Linked DNA regions of Homo sapiens: region 1 is linked to region 2. A link is a loop called in an ENCODE intact Hi-C map of the cell type or tissue named here. Cell type or tissue: heart left ventricle. All regions are shown on one strand. Each heading gives the region's core, and the rest is flanking DNA. Links, peaks and the distances in the headings are about the cores only. Region 1 overlaps KSR1 (kinase suppressor of ras 1). Region 2 overlaps KSR1 (kinase suppressor of ras 1).

The links. Peaks named below come from ENCODE experiments on the same cell type or tissue, not always from the same donor. Only the 100,000 strongest peaks of a DNase experiment are listed, where the experiment ranks them.
Region 1: a loop joins it to region 2, with 1.8 times the contacts of the local background. A loop is called at or near these places in 18 of 110 quality-filtered maps.

The regions. Positions count from the first base shown.
Region 1 is chr17:27,510,937-27,519,264 of GRCh38, forward strand. The region is part of intron 1 of KSR1 (kinase suppressor of ras 1); the gene reads left to right. Among named protein-coding and RNA genes, the nearest start is that of KSR1, 59 kb to the left of the region's middle. RefSeq lists enhancers at 635-1,163, 2,450-3,294, 3,295-4,137. In heart left ventricle, for the core only: no CTCF peak of the experiment used is centred there; no DNase peak of the experiment used is centred there.
Region 2 is chr17:27,462,358-27,470,685 of GRCh38, forward strand. All of the region lies in intron 1 of KSR1 (kinase suppressor of ras 1), which reads left to right. Among named protein-coding and RNA genes, the nearest start is that of KSR1, 10 kb to the left of the region's middle. RefSeq lists a silencer at 1,086-1,380 and an enhancer at 4,216-4,655. In heart left ventricle, for the core only: no CTCF peak of the experiment used is centred there; DNase peaks (open chromatin) are centred at 4,100 and 4,442; H3K27ac peaks cover 800 bases.

The DNA.
Region 1 (8,328 bases), core at 54-8,053, 49 kb after region 2:
ATTCCTTGATTCTCACAACTGTCTTGAGAGCAGGGAGAAAGCTATTATCCCCATCTGAGAAGACAGAGTCTCAGAAGGTGGGGATGAGCCTGCCTGTGCACACTGCACACAGCTCTTGGAAAAACAGTCTAGAAGCTCTAAAAACACCTTTTCTGTCCACTTCCTCTGCTGTTTACTTCTTTCTTAGGAAAAAAGTGAGAAGGGTGAGGAGTTTCCTGGCTAGAGATTCTAGTGCATCTTGCTCCTGCAGAATGTTTGGCTGTGAAGAGGTAGGCCAAGAAACGTGGGGACGCCTGGCTGGGGCTGGAACACTGGCAGGCAGCTGACTGGACTGTCATGACATCTCAGAGCCAGAAGCCTCTTACCTTTCTTCCAGTCTGAGTGCTCTGGAGGTGCACTTGCTCACCAGTGTGGAGAGGTAGAAGGCTGGGAGAGTGTGGAGGGTGGGTGCTGCTGCGCATTGAGGGCTGTCTGTACTTGGCTGGGAAGAAACTGAACAGTGCCAGAAGGTAGGGAGGGGGAGCATTGTTGGTCACTTGGAATCTGGAACTGAGAAAGACAAGAAAACAGCCTGCTCTCTGGAGCAGTTAGACCCCACTCAGGAGGGGCCTGTGGAGCGTTGGGCCAAGTTTCCTGCAGGACCTGGGGCGAGGTGGGAGTGGGATGCTTCTGGGCTGGCAGGGCTGGGCTGTGGCTCCATGGCTGAGGTATCTGCATAGGGAGAATGTGTGATTTAGAGGCAGCTTGGTCAGCTTAGGAAATGGAGGTTCCTGAGGCAAACCTTTTCAGTGCCCAAGCAGGGTTGCCTAGGTGAGGGGGCTCTCAGGGTCAGACTCCTCTGCATCCCGTCTCACCGGCGAGACCGTTGGTGTGATGAGCTGCAAGCATCCAGGTTTGTTTGCTTCCTGCCACACGTGGCAATTCTTAAAACTAGTTTTTGGTGTTAGGATAAGCACACCCGACAAACATCTGCTGAAGTGTAAGCTTGCTCATCAGGGAGAATACTCTGATTGATGTGGACTTTCTAGGATAGCAGAGCCCAAGTGGCTTTGTGCAATTGATAGTAGTCATGTGTATGTTAAGTTAGCTTGAGCCGACTCTTCAGGGCTGGAGTAGACCAGATCCTGAACCCCTTATCCCCTCATCAAGGTCCTGGTGTGTCTCTAGCCTTTGTTTTGATGACCCCAGCAAAATTCCCTGCTCTTTCTCCCTGTAGTGACTTCTTTGTTGCTTTCTGAGCTAGGTTAGGTTTCCATCACTAATCTGTGGAGAAAATGTGTATATCCCAAGCCATTTCCTCCTTCAGAGGAGCTTATGATTTTGGCTTGGAAAATAGAGATGAATATACTCGAAGCATCCAGGGAAGGATGAATTGCTGTACCCTTGCCAGTTTCCAGTGGAACATAAATGTGAGCATTTCTTCTCTGAAGAGGAGGATTCCAGGCATCCTGGAGGGGTGATAAAGTGGCATAGGATTCAGGTTCAATCAAGATGTATTGAGAATGGCCAGGTGCAGTGGCTTACGCCTGTAATCCCAGCACTTTGGGAGGCCGAGGCAGGTGGATTACCTGAGGTCACAGGAGTTTGAGACCAGCCTGGCCAACATAGTGAAACCCCGTCTCTACTAAAAACAAAAATTAGCTGGATGTGGTGGCGTATGCTTGTAATGCCAGCTACTCGGGAGGCTGAAGCAAGAGAATTGCTTGAACCTGGGAGGCGGAGGTTGCAGTGAGCTGAGATCACGCCACTGCACTCCAGCTTGGGCAACAGACCAAGACTCCGTCTCCAAACAAACAAAAAGATGTATTGAGAACCTACGGTAGGCTGGGTTTGTTTGGATCTAGACATCATTCCTTTTCATTTTTACTTTGTTTATATTGTAAAATATTATACAGACTCAGAAAAGTACACAAAACATAAATGTACAGCTTGGTGAATTATCACAAAGTGAGTACCCTTGTAACCACCGTCCAAGAGAAGGAACCCTGCCAGCGCCCCCGGAGGCTCCCTGATCATGACCTCTTCTCTTACTGCCACGCACAACATTAGCTTGACTTTAGTAGTAGTTGCCTCCCTGCTTCTTAAAATAATTATTTACCCAAAATATGAATCCCCAAACACTGTAAATTTAGTTGTGCCTGTTTTTTGAACTTCCTACAAGGATAATCATGCTGTATATATTCTTTAGTGTCTGGTTTCTTTCATGCAACATTGTTGTGAAATCTGTGCATTTTCGTTGCATGTAGCTGTCATTTGTTCATTTTCATTGCTGTGTGTTATTCGATTGACTGATTAGCACAATTTTTCTATCCATTCTCCTGTTGAACATTTTGTTTGTTTACATTTTGAGGATATTCCTAAAAAATGCTGCGGGCTAGATGCGGTGGCTCATGTCTGTAATTCTGACACTTTGGGAGTCTGAGGCAGGAGGATCACCTGAGCCCAGGAGTTCAAGACCAGCCTGGGCAACATAGCAAGACTCCTTCTCTATAAAAAAAAAAATGCTGCTGTGAGCATTGTTGGACATGACTCTTGGTTAGCCTGTATTGTGTATGTGCATGCACACACTTGTGTTGGGTGTACCTGGAGGTAGCATCACTGCATCTCATCCCATCTTCATATTAACCTTGTAAGCCGATGGGGAGAGTGGCTCACCTTAGCAAGGGTGTGTCTGCTGGGACCCCAGGGAAGCTTTGCTTACTGTCCTATGTCTATACCCCTTGGGTTGTCTCTGAGCTTCTCTTGGGGACGCATCGTTTTCCAGGTGTTGTGAGGAATTACAGCAGTAAAGCTTGCTTGATGCTTATGTTTAACCCCTGCAAGGCAGAATACGGGAGTTGCATGTAGCCAGTGTCGGGGGCTGGTGAAGAAGGGTGTAGGGCTGTGTTGGGGCACAGCCTGCTCATCACACAGGTCCTCCAGAGTGGACCTGAACGCTCAACCCCTTTAATCTTTGGTGTCTGCCTGCAGTGTTTCCTCCCAAGTGGGTTTGGTGCCCTTCCAGCATATTGAGTGGAGAATCGTCGGAAAGGCTGAGGCTTCAGCCGAGTCTCCAGGCCACTGCTTGCGGTGCAGCTAAGCTCTTAATGTGTTTTCATAATCAAAGCAGAAAGGTCCCATTGTGGCGCTAACGCCTTTGCCATAAAGCACTTTTTGTTTCCTAACAAAATTCCAAGTCTCAAAAGCAAGTCAGCTTAGCAAAAACACAATACCAATGAATGGCCATTTGCCACTTGCAACAGCTAGGCAAGCTCCCAGTAAATAACACTCGGTCAGCCTGTGTTTTATTGGGGCACCCCAAAGACATGAAAATACTTTGCAGGCTACTTGGAGGAAAACAGTAAGATATTAGGAGTCATATTTATCACCGGGGAATTATAACCTGATATTAAGGTGCCAGTTAGGGTTTGCTTGGCTATATATTTCAGAAAATTAAGTAAGGCTGGGGACAGTAGCTCACGCCTGTAATCCCAGCACTTTGAGGGGCTGAGATAGGTGGATCACCTGAAGTCAGGAGTTCAAGACCAGCCTGGCCAACATGGTGAAACCCCGTCTCTATTAAAAATACAAAAAACTAGCTGGGTGTGGTGGCGTACGCCTGTAATCCCAGCTACTCAGGAAGCTGAGGCAGGAGAATCCCTTGAACTCAGGAGGCAGAGGTTGCAGTGAGGTGAGATTGTGCCATTGCACTCCAACCTGGGCGACAGGAGCAAAACTCCATCTCAAAAAAAAAAAAAAAGAAAAGAAAAGAAAAGTAACACTGGAAGTAAGGGATTATTTTTCTTATGAAACAAAAAGCCCAGAGGCTGACAGTCTTACGGCTCCACGTTGCTGCCTCCTGTCTTTTTGCTTTATCATCTTCAGCACAAAGCCTCATACTCCCAAGATGGCTGCTATATCTCCAGGTTTCACATTTGCATTTCAGGTAGGAAGGTGGCTTTTGTCAACTGCCTCTTATCCATTTTAATGAGGAAAACTAACTTTCTGGAAGTACCAAGCAATAGGCTTTCCCTTACATTTCACTGGTTAGAACTGGATCACATGGCAACCACTGGTTGTCAGGGTGGCTGGGAGCTAAGCACATTGTTATTTGAACAAAATCAGGGATTCCCGAGGTTAAGGAAGGAAAAGGAGGATGGACATGGGGAGGCAGCTAACAGCAGGTGCCATGATTCACTGGATAAAATAGATAGGAAACAAGCTGTTTCATAGAAAGCGAATTTATATTCAGTAACTGAAACATTCTTGTAAGCACTAAAATGTATTTTAATCATTTTAATTGCAGTCATGTGCCGCATTGTCAACAACAGACCACGTGTATGACAGTAATCCCATAAGATTATAGTACTGTATTTTTGCTGTACCTTTTCTGTGTTCTGATATGTTTAGATTTGTCTTACAAATGTATTACAGTTGCCTACCATACTCATTACTCTGATGTTCACACAAAGCCAAAATCACCTAAGGACATGTTTCTCAGAACGTATTTCTGTCGTTACACGCCGCATGACTGTAGTTTGAGAAGACACATTTTCTTCTAAACAACTTAATGACTTTTTCGGTGTGGCTGGGAGTCTCAGTAGGCTCTACTGAGGTGTGGTTTGAACGGCCACTTTGCCTCTCATATAATGGTCCCAGAAAATTATGCTTTTTAAATCTTGGGTCTGCTTCGTAGTTTTTTTTTTTTTTTTTTTTTCATTTATTCCATTATTGCTGCCAGGTCTTGTGGCCTCTGTGCATTTACCTCTAGAAACCTGGTTCTTTTCACCTTAAAAATGTTCTGCTTTACTATAATCTATGGATGGGAGAAACCAGAGAACCCAACATGGTAGAAATGTGGATTGAGGAAGGAGGCTCTGGGGGAAACCATAGACTCTCCTCTAGGTTAGGTAGGGCTTTCATGAGCAGGCTTAGTCTGTTTTATCAGCTCTGATCTCTTCTGGCCTATCAGATAAAAGAATTTGCCTTTTTTTTTGTTAAGGGAAGGAGTTTGAAATCTTCTCCAGTCAAGGCACTATTTAACAATTGGCTCTCCATGGCTGACTTAATGCTAATTTTCTCATCACCATTCAACATAGCTTCCTCCTTACCTCATCTGTCTTTGTGAATGCAGCCCCCATTTTATAAGCACAACCTCTAGAAAACCTGGTTTTATCTAACTAAGAGACCTATCACATCCAGGAAGTTGCCAAAGGAGAAAATCGAGAAAAGGTAGTTGTGTGACGTTGGGCTAGTTACCTGATCTCTGTCTGTTTTCTCATCTGTGAAAGAGCAATCGTAATGATTGCCTTATGGTCATTGTAAGAAATGAGGATGAGTTAAATGGAATAGTGCCTAGCATGTAGTAAATGCTCAAAAAAGCTATTATCATTAATATTATCATCATTATCACAGATGGGGTGTGTTAATCACAGATTAACACTGATGTGGGATTGGGCCACCCTGGGAGGGTGTTTGGACAGAGGCCAATGTGAGCCATATTTACCTGATGAGAGAGATCAATCCATTGTTGGAACAGACGTCTTCATGTGCCTTTGTCCTCGCTCCCTTTCTGTGATAGTGCAGAGTAGAGTCTCCCTCCCCCTCCTCCTCCTCCCCCTTTCATCCTTTCTTCCTTCCATCATTTTCATATCTGATTACAAGAGTAATATATGTTCCTTGTAGAAACTTTGAAAAGCATGAAAGAAAATTGAAACACTCTTAAAAATGTATATATAGAGAGAACTTTTCGAAGCTGAGATCATCCTGTACTTTTTGCTCTATAGCCTGCTTTCATTTTTTATTTTCTTTCTTTTTTAATATTTAAAGAGATACATTCTGAGCCAAATGTGAAGACCATGACCCATGACAGCTTCAGGAGGTCCTGAGAACATGTGCCCAAGGTGGTTGGGTTACAGCTTGGTTTTATACATTTTCGTGAGACATAATGACTAGTCTAAACATTAAAACAGAGATCTTAATACAAAAGAGACCCTTTGTGGCAATGAGATACCAAATTCCAACCTGACTCTAGTATAACATCTTAACATCACATGACAGATAGCAGGCCCTGAAAGAAAGAAACAAAAACAAAAGTATTTTATCCTAAAATAGATTTCTTTGATATATTTTGAAATGGCCCTGCAAAGCTGTCTCTTGTGGGAGAAATTTACATTCTGTAGAGAATCCCCTTCCCTTTCTAGGTAATTTTCTGATCCTGAAAAGATTAACTGAGATCCTAGCACCTTTTAAAGGTCTGAATGGGAAACATTTGTCGTCTATTGCCTTTAAGGGTGGCTACCTATGAGACTTCATCTACATAATAAGAACCTTGTGCTCCACAACCCCTTATCTTAACCCAGACACTTGTTTCTATTGATTCCAGGTCTTTAATAACTCTTTTTCTTTTTATTTTATTTTTATTTTTTTTTGAGCCAGAGTCTCACTCACTCTATGGCCCAGGCTGGAGTGCAGTGGCGTGATCTCGGCTCACTGCAACATCCACCCCCTGGGCTCAAGTGCACACCACCATGCCTGGCTAATTTTATACTTTTAGTAGAGATGGGGTTTTGCCATGTTGCCCAGGCTGGTCTCGAACTCCTGATTCTGAGCTCAAGCAATCCGCCCACCTTGGCCTCCCAAAATGATGGGATTACAGGCTTCGGCCACTGCACCTAGCTGATAATAATTCTTTCATTTTCATTGGACGATAAACTATGAGTGTTATTGAGTACCGCTCCTGTGTAGCATTTCATCAAATGGATTTCAACCTGGAGTTGGAAGAGACCACTGAGGATTGAAGGTAGATTGGTTTTCCTGGGTGAGCTCAGAGAATCCACCCTTGGCCCACTTCTGTATTGTAAGACTTGCTTTTTTCTAACTGAGGGATGGAGTGCATTGCAGTTGGGTCCCTATGTTATGTAATTGTGGGGGTTGTAAGCTTGGATTGTAAGTGGAAGATTTGGGGACTTGGGATGATTTCAGATATAGGCAAGAATGGAGGAAGAATGATTGTAAGCTAAAGCAGTAACACGATTCAAGCTATTTATTCATTTGGTCATTATTGAGGACCTGCTGTATGCCACCACATGAGGCCAGATGCTCTTGATACAGAAATAAATAAGAGGACCTTCTAGTTTCAGACAGCATCTGTCTCAGTGAGTGAAGACTTAAAAAACCAATTCATGCAGTAGGCTGTTAGAGATGCTCTCATTGAAATCTATCCTGTCCCCAAAAGGAGTCTGAAGGAGGGAGTTGGCAAGGGGGGAGCTGGCAAAGGCTTTGTAGGGAGCAGGGCATTCTAGGTGGAGAGAGCCTGTAAACAAGGCCCCAGAGGTGTGAAACAGCTTGGATGGATTAGCTTAGCAGTAAAGAAGCAATAGCTACACCTTTTCATTTCTCAATCCACTTAATACTGGGTGGAGTAGCTGCACTTGTGAAATTTGGCGAACCTTAATATTCTTAAAGAAAAAGGCAGAAGGTATGTATTTCGAAAGCATCCTATAGTTTTCTTTCCGTCCTTTCTTTTGGAAAGTGTAGCTCACCCCCTGAAAAGCATAGAATTGGTTTCTGTTAACTCTGGTGTTTGCTGTCTGCCTGCCCACCCAGTGCCCATTCATCATCTGAGTGCCCCCTCTCTACAAGGCACTGTGTCGGGGAGCTCAGAGCCTGACCTTGCCAGGCTCTTGCAATCTGGGTCGGTGGACATCTATGTTGATAATTGATGTTCTGTGCTGACAAGTTCTGTGGGAAAGTGGACGTAGGAGCAAGCACTGTGTTGGCAGGAGTCGGGAAAGCTTAAGGCTGCGATGCTCAAAGGAGAGGATAAATGGTGGACACTCCCTAGACCCTCCTCCCTCTCCACCAAAGGCATAGCCTTCATAGTGCTGGAAATGTTCCATATCCCTCCATTGTGCCGTGGTGGGAAAAAGACAGGGAAAGAGCCCTCCAGGGAACTGGCATTTGTTGTGGCCTGCACTGGCTGGTTCCTGGAGTAGGATGTGTGCATCATTAGCCCTGCATAGCACAGTAGCTGTGAGGAAGTGACCGCTCAGGTGTTGGGTGATGTGTCTAGGGTCACATTGCCTAGAAGAGTGGCAGGGCTGCGCTTGCTGCAGGCTTGCTTGATCCTGAAGCCCTGGTTCCTCTCACCATGCCCTGGGCTGCAGAACTCACTTCTGGGCCTTGTAAGGCCGCTGGTGGGTAATGGTGACAGTGGGAGGAGTAATACCTGAACAGAGGCTGCCCTAAATAATGGCTTGTGGTGGTCAGCGCCTGGAAGCCCTGGGTGTGGTTCCCTGCAGAAAGGAATTCTGAGGCCTCAGAAATGAGGTTTTGTTTTGTTAAAAT
Region 2 (8,328 bases), core at 61-8,060:
GAGACCAAGGAAATGGCCAATAATAAAAAGGGCTGGGCCGAGGGCATTCCGTGGCTCAACTCTAGATGTTTGGGCTTCCTGGTGGCCACCCAGGCTGTGCAGCCTCAGGGTTCGGGCATGGGTCTGCTTCCCTAATGTCCAGGCTAGCACATCCTCAAAGACAGGACTCTCAGCACCATGATGCAGCCCGCTCTACGCTTGTCTCATTCTGAGAAAGGAGAAGCTGCCTAGAGATCAGTTTACTCATAATTTTTTAAATGGCTACCTGTCTTATTCTTTCTGAACAGTTCCTCTGATAAACAGTGTATTCTTTAACTTTCTACTTTTAATTAAAATATTTACAAAATACATAATGATATATGTTCACTATAAAAAAGAAAGTACTAGATGTACAACAGTGAAAATCACCCATAATGCCACCTCTCAGAGTTAATTCCAGTGCACATTTTGTTGTATATTCTTCCTGCATTTGCATATAAATGTACATGTGTATATTTGTGGCACATACCATGTGCATTGCCTTGTAAATGTCTTCTGTCTGTATCAGCACATATACATATGCATCAGCACTATTAGTGGCTGCATTGTGTGGTCATACCACAAATTCATCTAACCGGTTTCCCTGTGTGGGCCATTCAGGCTGTTTCCAAGTCTTGCTTTTATAAATGGTGCTGCAACGAGTATCTTCCTACAAGTGAGATTTGCTGGGTCAAAGTATATGAATACATTTAATATCTGTCCTCGTCTTTAATATCTTTATGGCATCATAACTCCCCCTCTCCTAAGCAGGAATGGCAGCCTTCATACATTTATCCATTTGCCACTGCATCTGTAATCACACTGACGGCCAAGAGTTTAAAAGGAGGCTGGGCCTGGGTGCGGTGGCTCATGCCTGTAATCCCAGCACCTTGAGAGGCTGAGGCTGGTGGATAGCTTGAGTCTAGGAGTTCGAAACCAGCCTGGGCAACATGGTAAACCCCGTCTCTACAAGAAATAGAAAATTAGCCATGCATGGTGGCACGCTCCTGTAGTTCTAGCTACTCAGGAGGCTGAGGTGGAGGTTGCAGTGACCTGAGATTGCATCATTGCACTCCAGCCTGGATGACAGAGAAAAAAAAAAAAAAAAAGAGGCTGGACATGGTCCTCTGGCTGAGATTCTGGGATAAGTGTCAGGAACTATGGCTTCTAGTTTTGTGGTTGCTTGTGTCTGAGGTTCTGGGCTATGTGTCAGGCATTGTGGCTTCTAGTTTTTGTGGTTACCTGCAGCAAAGGGGGGCCCCCTGGGCTGACCAATTAGAAGAAGGCCTTTTCCTTGCTCCAAGATAGCGGAGGGAGGGGCTGGATTTCAGGTCTCCCTGTCCAGAGACTGATCAGCTTTGGTAGTACATAATCATATGGTGAGGTCTTGATCACTTGAGGCTCATGAAAGTCACTTTAACTGCATTCTTGGTTGCATCCCTAACTACAAATACTGATCACAGTGCTATTTGGGGTGCCTGGCTTTGGGGATGATTTAGTAGAGTTGTGGGTTCCTAGGGCTACAAAGGGTCTTGGAATTTCCATGTGGTCCAGCCCTCTCATCTTGCAGGTGAGGAAACTGAAGGCCTGAGGGAGAACTGACTTGCCAGGAACCCCTGTTAAGCAGAATTAACAAAGGGTGGTTATTAAAGGAGCACTGAGTTGGGAGTCAGACCTGGAGGCCCACACCCTTGATTAAGACATTATACCACCTTGAGTCTGGCCTGTTGACTGAGGGTGAGCCACTCCATCCTCCTCTGATTGTGGGGTGTTGACCTCAAGGGGTTTCCTGCAGGAAGAAGCAAATGGGTTTGCTTTCCTAGCTCTGTCCCAGTGCCTTAGGGGCCCTGAGGACTGGAGAGATTCTTGGAGCGCCATCTGGGGTATGTCACGGGTGGACCTTTTTTGAAGGTCAGTCTGCTCAGTGGGCTGGCTCAGCCCGAATGAACTGTCTTGAATCTTTGGAGTTGTCTGTTTACTTTTAAGGGCTTCTCATCCTTGCACCAAAAGATCCCCTGGAAATTAGGTGGGAAATCCTTAACTTTTATGGGGCCTTGTGTTTGTCTTAAAAGTTCATGCGCATGGCCAGGTGTGGTGGCTCACACCTGTAATCCTATCCTGGATCCCTTGAGTCAAGGAGTTTGAGACCAATGTGAACAACATAGTGAGACCCTGTCTCTACAAAAAATAAAATATTAGCCAGGGGTGGTTGTGCACACCTGTTGTCCCAGCTACTACAGTGGCTGAGGCTGGAGGAGCACTTGAGCCTGCACTGAGCTGTGATCTCACCAGTGTACTCCAGCCTGGGCCACAGAGCAAGAACTTGACTCAAAAAAAAAAAAAACCAGCAAGAAAAATCCTTGCAGATTTTGCATTCTGTGCCACTATCCATTGGTTTTCATGTCAAGATAATGTAAAAATTCTTTACAATTGCTTCCAGAAGGAGTAGCCTTTTAATCTAGTGCACAGGTGTCCAGTCTTTTGGCTTCTCAGGGCCACATTGGAAGAAGAATGCTCCTGGGCCACAGATAAAATACACTAATGCTAACAATAGCTGATGAGCTTAAAAAAAAAAAAAAAGGTTTGTGCATAATTTTCATGATACCCACCACCACAGATAGGCGGAAAAGTCCTTGTAGTCAAAGGGTTGGACACGGCTGATCTAGTGTCTTGTCCGTTTTGGCTTTCTCCCTGATTCCAGAATGCAGGTAGAGATGTAGAGACGTGCTCTCAGGACAGCTGTTGAGATAAAAAAATTTGTTGTCATTTATTCCCAGGCACAGCTGTTTGTCATTTGCATTGAAAAAGTCTCCATTCAAACTGCTGTCACATATAAAATCTATTTATGTAAGTCTGTATTTTTCTGTTGTCTTGGCCTTGGTGGGCAGTAGTGTGTTTTAACTGAGCAAACTGTCTTTCCAAATAATGAAGCTGAAGTCAGCCTACCTGCTTGCCATTTTTCTTCCCCTTCCATTTTTCTAATCTCCGGATAATTGTAAGAATGAATTAAGATTTGTGTTTAAGGCCGGGCACAGTGTCTTAGGCCTATAATCCCAGCACTTTGGGAGGCAGAGACGGACGTATCGCTTGAGCTCAGGAGTTCCAGACCAGCCTGGGCGACATACTGAGACTCTGTCTTGTATAATTAAATTAAAATTTAAAAAAAGAAGAGATAAAGACCCGTGTTTAAAATTTTTAAAAAAGGGGGGAAAGTGTAATGCAAAATGTGGACTATGCCAGCTATGATTGGGAAAAATAATTTTTCATACAGCATTATCTATAGATTTGTATTAGCAGCATACTGGTCATAAGCGTTTTGCTTTCCGCAAATATGATGTGGTAAGCTACTTTAAAGTGTGGTGGGGCTTTCTTCCGCATGGCTCCTTGAGGGGTTGAGTCCCAATTTATCCAATTAATTTGGGTTTAGTTTTGATATGGATAAGGGAGACCAGCTTCATTCATGGTGCACACACAGTTTTGCCAATAAGGAAAAAAAAAAGCCACCTGAATGTTCCTACTCATTAGGAGCTATCTGGAGAGCTCCTACCCCACTCCCACCAAGGCCTGGGCCCTTAAAAAGGCTCAGTGCAGCCTTTCTGTATCTCACTGTATTCTGCAAGATGCTCCTGTGAAGAAAGTTGTGCTGCATCAGCCATCTCCCTCCTGAAGATCCCTGCGGATGAGGATTTGTGTTTTAAAGGTTCTGAGAAGTACTGCAACAACAGTTCTCAAACTTATTTGTCCAGGGGATCTTTTCTTCCACTGAACGTAGTTGGGGAGACATGGCCTTAAGCCTTGAGCAGAGAAAGAGACAAGAAACTGTTGGCTCACTTACAACCAAGTGTTGTGTTTAAGTTTTAGGTTTTTATGAAACTGAGGTGCTGTTTGAGTTTCCAAATAAAATTGGGTGGTTGAAGAGAGGCTGGTATCCCTGTAGACTTATCCAGCCATGAGAAATTGCCTTTTTTACAAAGGGAAATAGGGTGTCTCCTGGGCATCACATTAGCACTTAAATACATGTATCACTGAATCCTTCTAACAAGAAGAGGAAACTTGCCGAGAGAGGTGTGCCCGCCTGCCTGCCTGCCTGCCTGGAGTTTGCACTTCCTGCCTCCTCCTGGCCCTGGGTGCATTTAGTTGGTGTTAAGGGCATGGTCTGCTCAGTGTCTACCAGGAACCTCATGATCCCCCTGATGGGCAGAAAACAATCCAAGAGAAATGCAGATGGCTGTGGGTGCATTTGAGCTTGGGCTGCAGGGGGTTTGGGGGAGAGGGCTGGGCTACAGATGAAGAATGCTTTTCAAAATAAAAAAGGAAATGCTGGCTCTGAATGGAAAGGAAAGGAAGCAGCTTCCTGTTTCTCGTGGTGGCTTTTTGAAAGGAGGAGCTCTTTCTGGCCTCTTGGCCAACGGAGGCCTGGGCCGGCTGGGGCCACTCTAGGTGCGCTGGAGTCGAGGCTCCCACACTGCTGCCTGAGGTTTCAGAAAGAGCGCTGGTTCCACCCCGTTTCATTTTCCCCGGTCGCTGAGTCAAATGGATGCATGTGGTTTCCAAAACGAATATCTGTACCTGTTACAAAATGGATGTGTCATAATGGGTGACATTTACTTTTACGGCAAGCTTGCTTTGTGCCTGGCCCCCTTGTTAAGCTTTATGTAGCATTTACTTTTCACAACACCCTTGTGAGGAAGGTCTTCTCGCTGTCCCCATTTTACAGATGAAGAAACTGAGGCACAGAGGGGTTAAGTGACTTTCCCAGAGTCACATAGCTAAGGAGAGACTGAGCTGTGACTTGAACCCAGGCAGTCTTAATTCCTTGCCTTTATGACCCAGCTTGGATTTGCAAACTCCTCTCTCCGTCCAGCTGGAAAATCTGTTAGCATAGGATAATTTTGAAGACTCTGGTTGCCTTTGTCTAGGCTCTGGGGGGTAGCCCCAAACCCTGGGCCAGGCCATAGTGATTCCTTGGTGTGTAGCGGGCAAGGGAGAAACTTACTTTTTGCCCTCTGAAGGTTTACTGAAAAATTAACTCACAACATATAGATGACTAAGAGAAATGGCATATAAATTGATTCTCCCTGGTGTATCACAGAATCACAGAGCGATTACTTAATATCCCAGTGGGACCCAAATATTTCTTTGAATGTTCCTAAGAGATAGACATTATCTTGTGAATGGGTCTCTTAGGGTGTGGTTGCGTTTTTGGTCTTTTTTCCTGCAATAGATAATGAGATAACAGTGAGGGGAAGAAAAAACAATCCTTGGTCCGTGGTGGGTCCATCTGGTCATTTTATAGACAGGGGAAATGTCTCTTTCAGTGTCTGTTAATCTCTAAGGGCCTTTAGTTTAAAATGCTCATTATATCAGAGAGCTATGTTTTGAGGTCAAGTTCCCTGTGCTCCATCAGGTGAAATGCCTAGGTCTGAGTTTATGTTTTGTTTTTTTTTTTTTTTGAGACGGAGTCTCGCTCTGTCCCCCAGGCTGTAGTTCCGTGGCGCAATCGTGGCTCACTGCAAGCTCTGCCTCCTGGGTTCCATTCCATTCTCCTGCCACAGCCTCCCGAGTAGCTGGGACTACAGGTGCCTGCCATTATGCCCGGCTAATTTTTCGTTTTCGTATTTTTAGTAGAGACGGGGTTTCACCGTGTTAGCCAGGATGGTCTCGATCTCCTGACCTCGTGATCCGCCCGCCTCGGCCTCCCAAAGTGCTGGGATTACAGGCGTGAGCCACTGCGCCCGGCCATATTTTTTTTTTTTAACTTTATCATGGAAAGGTTTAAACTTGTACAAAAGTAGAGAGAATGTTGTGACCACCTCTGTGTAGTGATTACCCAGCTTCAGCAATAACCAGCTGTGGCCAATTATTTTTTTTTTTTTCTGAGATGGAGCCTGGCTGTGTTGCCCAGGCTGGAGTGCAGTGATGAGATCTCAGCTCACTGCAACCTCTGCCTCCCGGGCTCAAACAATTCTCCTGCCTCTGCCTCCCAAGTAGCTGGGATTACAGGCACACACCACCATGCCTGGCTAATTTTCTTATTTTTAGTAGAGACAGGGTTTCACCATGTTGGCCAGGCCAGCTTGTGAGCTCAAGCAATTTACCCACTTTGGCCTCCCAAAGTGCTGGGATTACAGGCGTGAGCCACCGTGCCTGGCCTGTGGCCAATCTTGAGTGATCTAGGGTATTTATGCTCTGTTTTGGCGATGGTGGCCCTGGGCAGTTCGTCTCTAGGAAGCAGAGTGACCCAGGGCGGTCTTCTCCAGCCATCCGCTTCCAGGCTGAGCTGTACCTATCTCAGCAGGCTGGGAGGAATCTCTGTGTTTTCCTATGAAAAGGCAGTTTTGATTATTTTCTCCTAAGCTTGCTCTGGCTTCTGGCAGCAGGTACATTGCAGAGTGTCCATCTCACTATCTAACCTGAGTCCCCCGCCGCACCTGAAACCTGTTCTCAGACGGCTGGGTGCTTTCCCTGTCCCACAGCAGTCCTGCCAGAGACTGAGATGAGAGTTTTTAACGAAGCAGGGCCCCCAGACCCAGCGGAATCCCACTGTGCACATCCTGATTTCCAGTCCATTCTTGCCCATGCCTCTAGTGTCTCTTCCCTTCCTTTTCCTTGTTGCTTGTTCCCATTATGAGATAAGTGTATTTCAGCTAACATTGATTAAGCTTCACTGTGTGTGGGCCCTGGAGAGAAGAGCTGCTGAGTACAGGAAGGTGCTATTCTCTGGGAGCCCCGGGCAAACCCTCATTTCTGCGGTTCCAGCCTGGAACCCGGATCCAGCACCTGTAAAAGTCTTCCTTGCCCTTCCCGGCTCTTCTCTCGAGGCTCTGCACAGTCCTTCCTGAAGCCTAGCTTTGTTGACCACTTTCTCATTTCTTTTCTCCGTGGTCTTTTGATCCCAACAGGTAGTTTTCTTTTGGTTGTTTGTGCTTTATTTTGGCTTTTGCTGTATTCTCTTGCAAGCATTTCTCAGGTGCCGAGTCACTTTTTGCTGGCTGTTTCAGTCTCTGAGTTTGGCCTCCACAACACAATCGTGATGTCACTATGGGAAAGAGCCCCTCAAGCACTTGGTAGGACATTGAGGCGTGCATTGAGGGCGCCAGGATGTGCGGGGACTCTGGGGTGAGGATGACATATTCGTATTCTGACTCCATTCCTTGCCAGCTCTGTGACCTTGGGCAAGTTCTTTAGCTCTCTGGACCTCAGTTTTCTTGTTAGTTAAAAGGGGATAAGAGTAGGTTAATTTTGGATTCTTTTGAGAACCAAGATACAGAAGGAGTGCTGGACAGTGCCTGGTACTTAGAAGGAGTTCAGTGTTTCCCCCACTGTCCCCCGCCTTTCACGTAGCATTACTCCAAAACACTTTTCCATGTTTCCCTATTATCTTCCTTTTGGTCATTTTAGTTGCCACATGAGAGTGTGTCTAGTGGATCTGCTGTAATTTGGCAAAGCATTTTCCGTGTTATTGGACATTTCAGTAGTTTCTAGATTTCTGCAATTATAAACAATGTGAATGGAATCGTCTTTATATAGGCGCTTTATTTTTGTTCCTATTCTGAATTTGTTTTCTTGGGATAATTCCCAGGAATGGAATTACTGGATCAAAGAGCATGGAGATGGAGTGTGTGTGTGTGTGTGTGTGTGTGTGTGTGTGTGTGTGTGTTAAGACTTGCCAAACTGTTCTCCCATTTTTTTTTTTTTGAGGCGGAGTATCGCTCTGTTGCCCAGACTAGAGTGCAGTGGTGTGATCTCAGTTCACTGCAGCCTGCACCTTCCAGATTCAAGTGATCCTTCTGTCTCACCCTCCTGAGTAGCTGGGATTACAGGTGCACACCACCATGCCCAGCTAAGTTTTGTTTTTGTTTGTGTTTTTTTTTTTTTTTTTTTGAGACAGACTCTCGCTCTGTGGCCCAGGCTGGAGTGCAGTGGTGCGATCTCGGCTCACTGCAACCTCTGCTTCCCGGGTTCAAGCAATTCTCCTGCCTCAGCCTCCTGAGTAGCTGGGATTACACGTGCCCGCCACCACGCCCAGCTAATTTTTATATTTTTAGTAGAGACAGGGTTTCACCATGTTGGTCAGGCTGATCTCAAACCCCTGACCTCGTGATCCACCCACCTCGGCCTCCCAAAGTGCTGGGATTACAGGTGTGAGCCACTGCGCCAGGCCTAAGTTTTGTATTTTTAGTAGAGACAGGGTTTCACCATATTGGCCAGGCTGATCTCAAATTCCTGACCTCAGGTGATCTGCCCACCACAGCCTCCCAAAGTACTGGGAGTACAGGCGTGAGCCACCACACCTAGCCCCTCCATTTA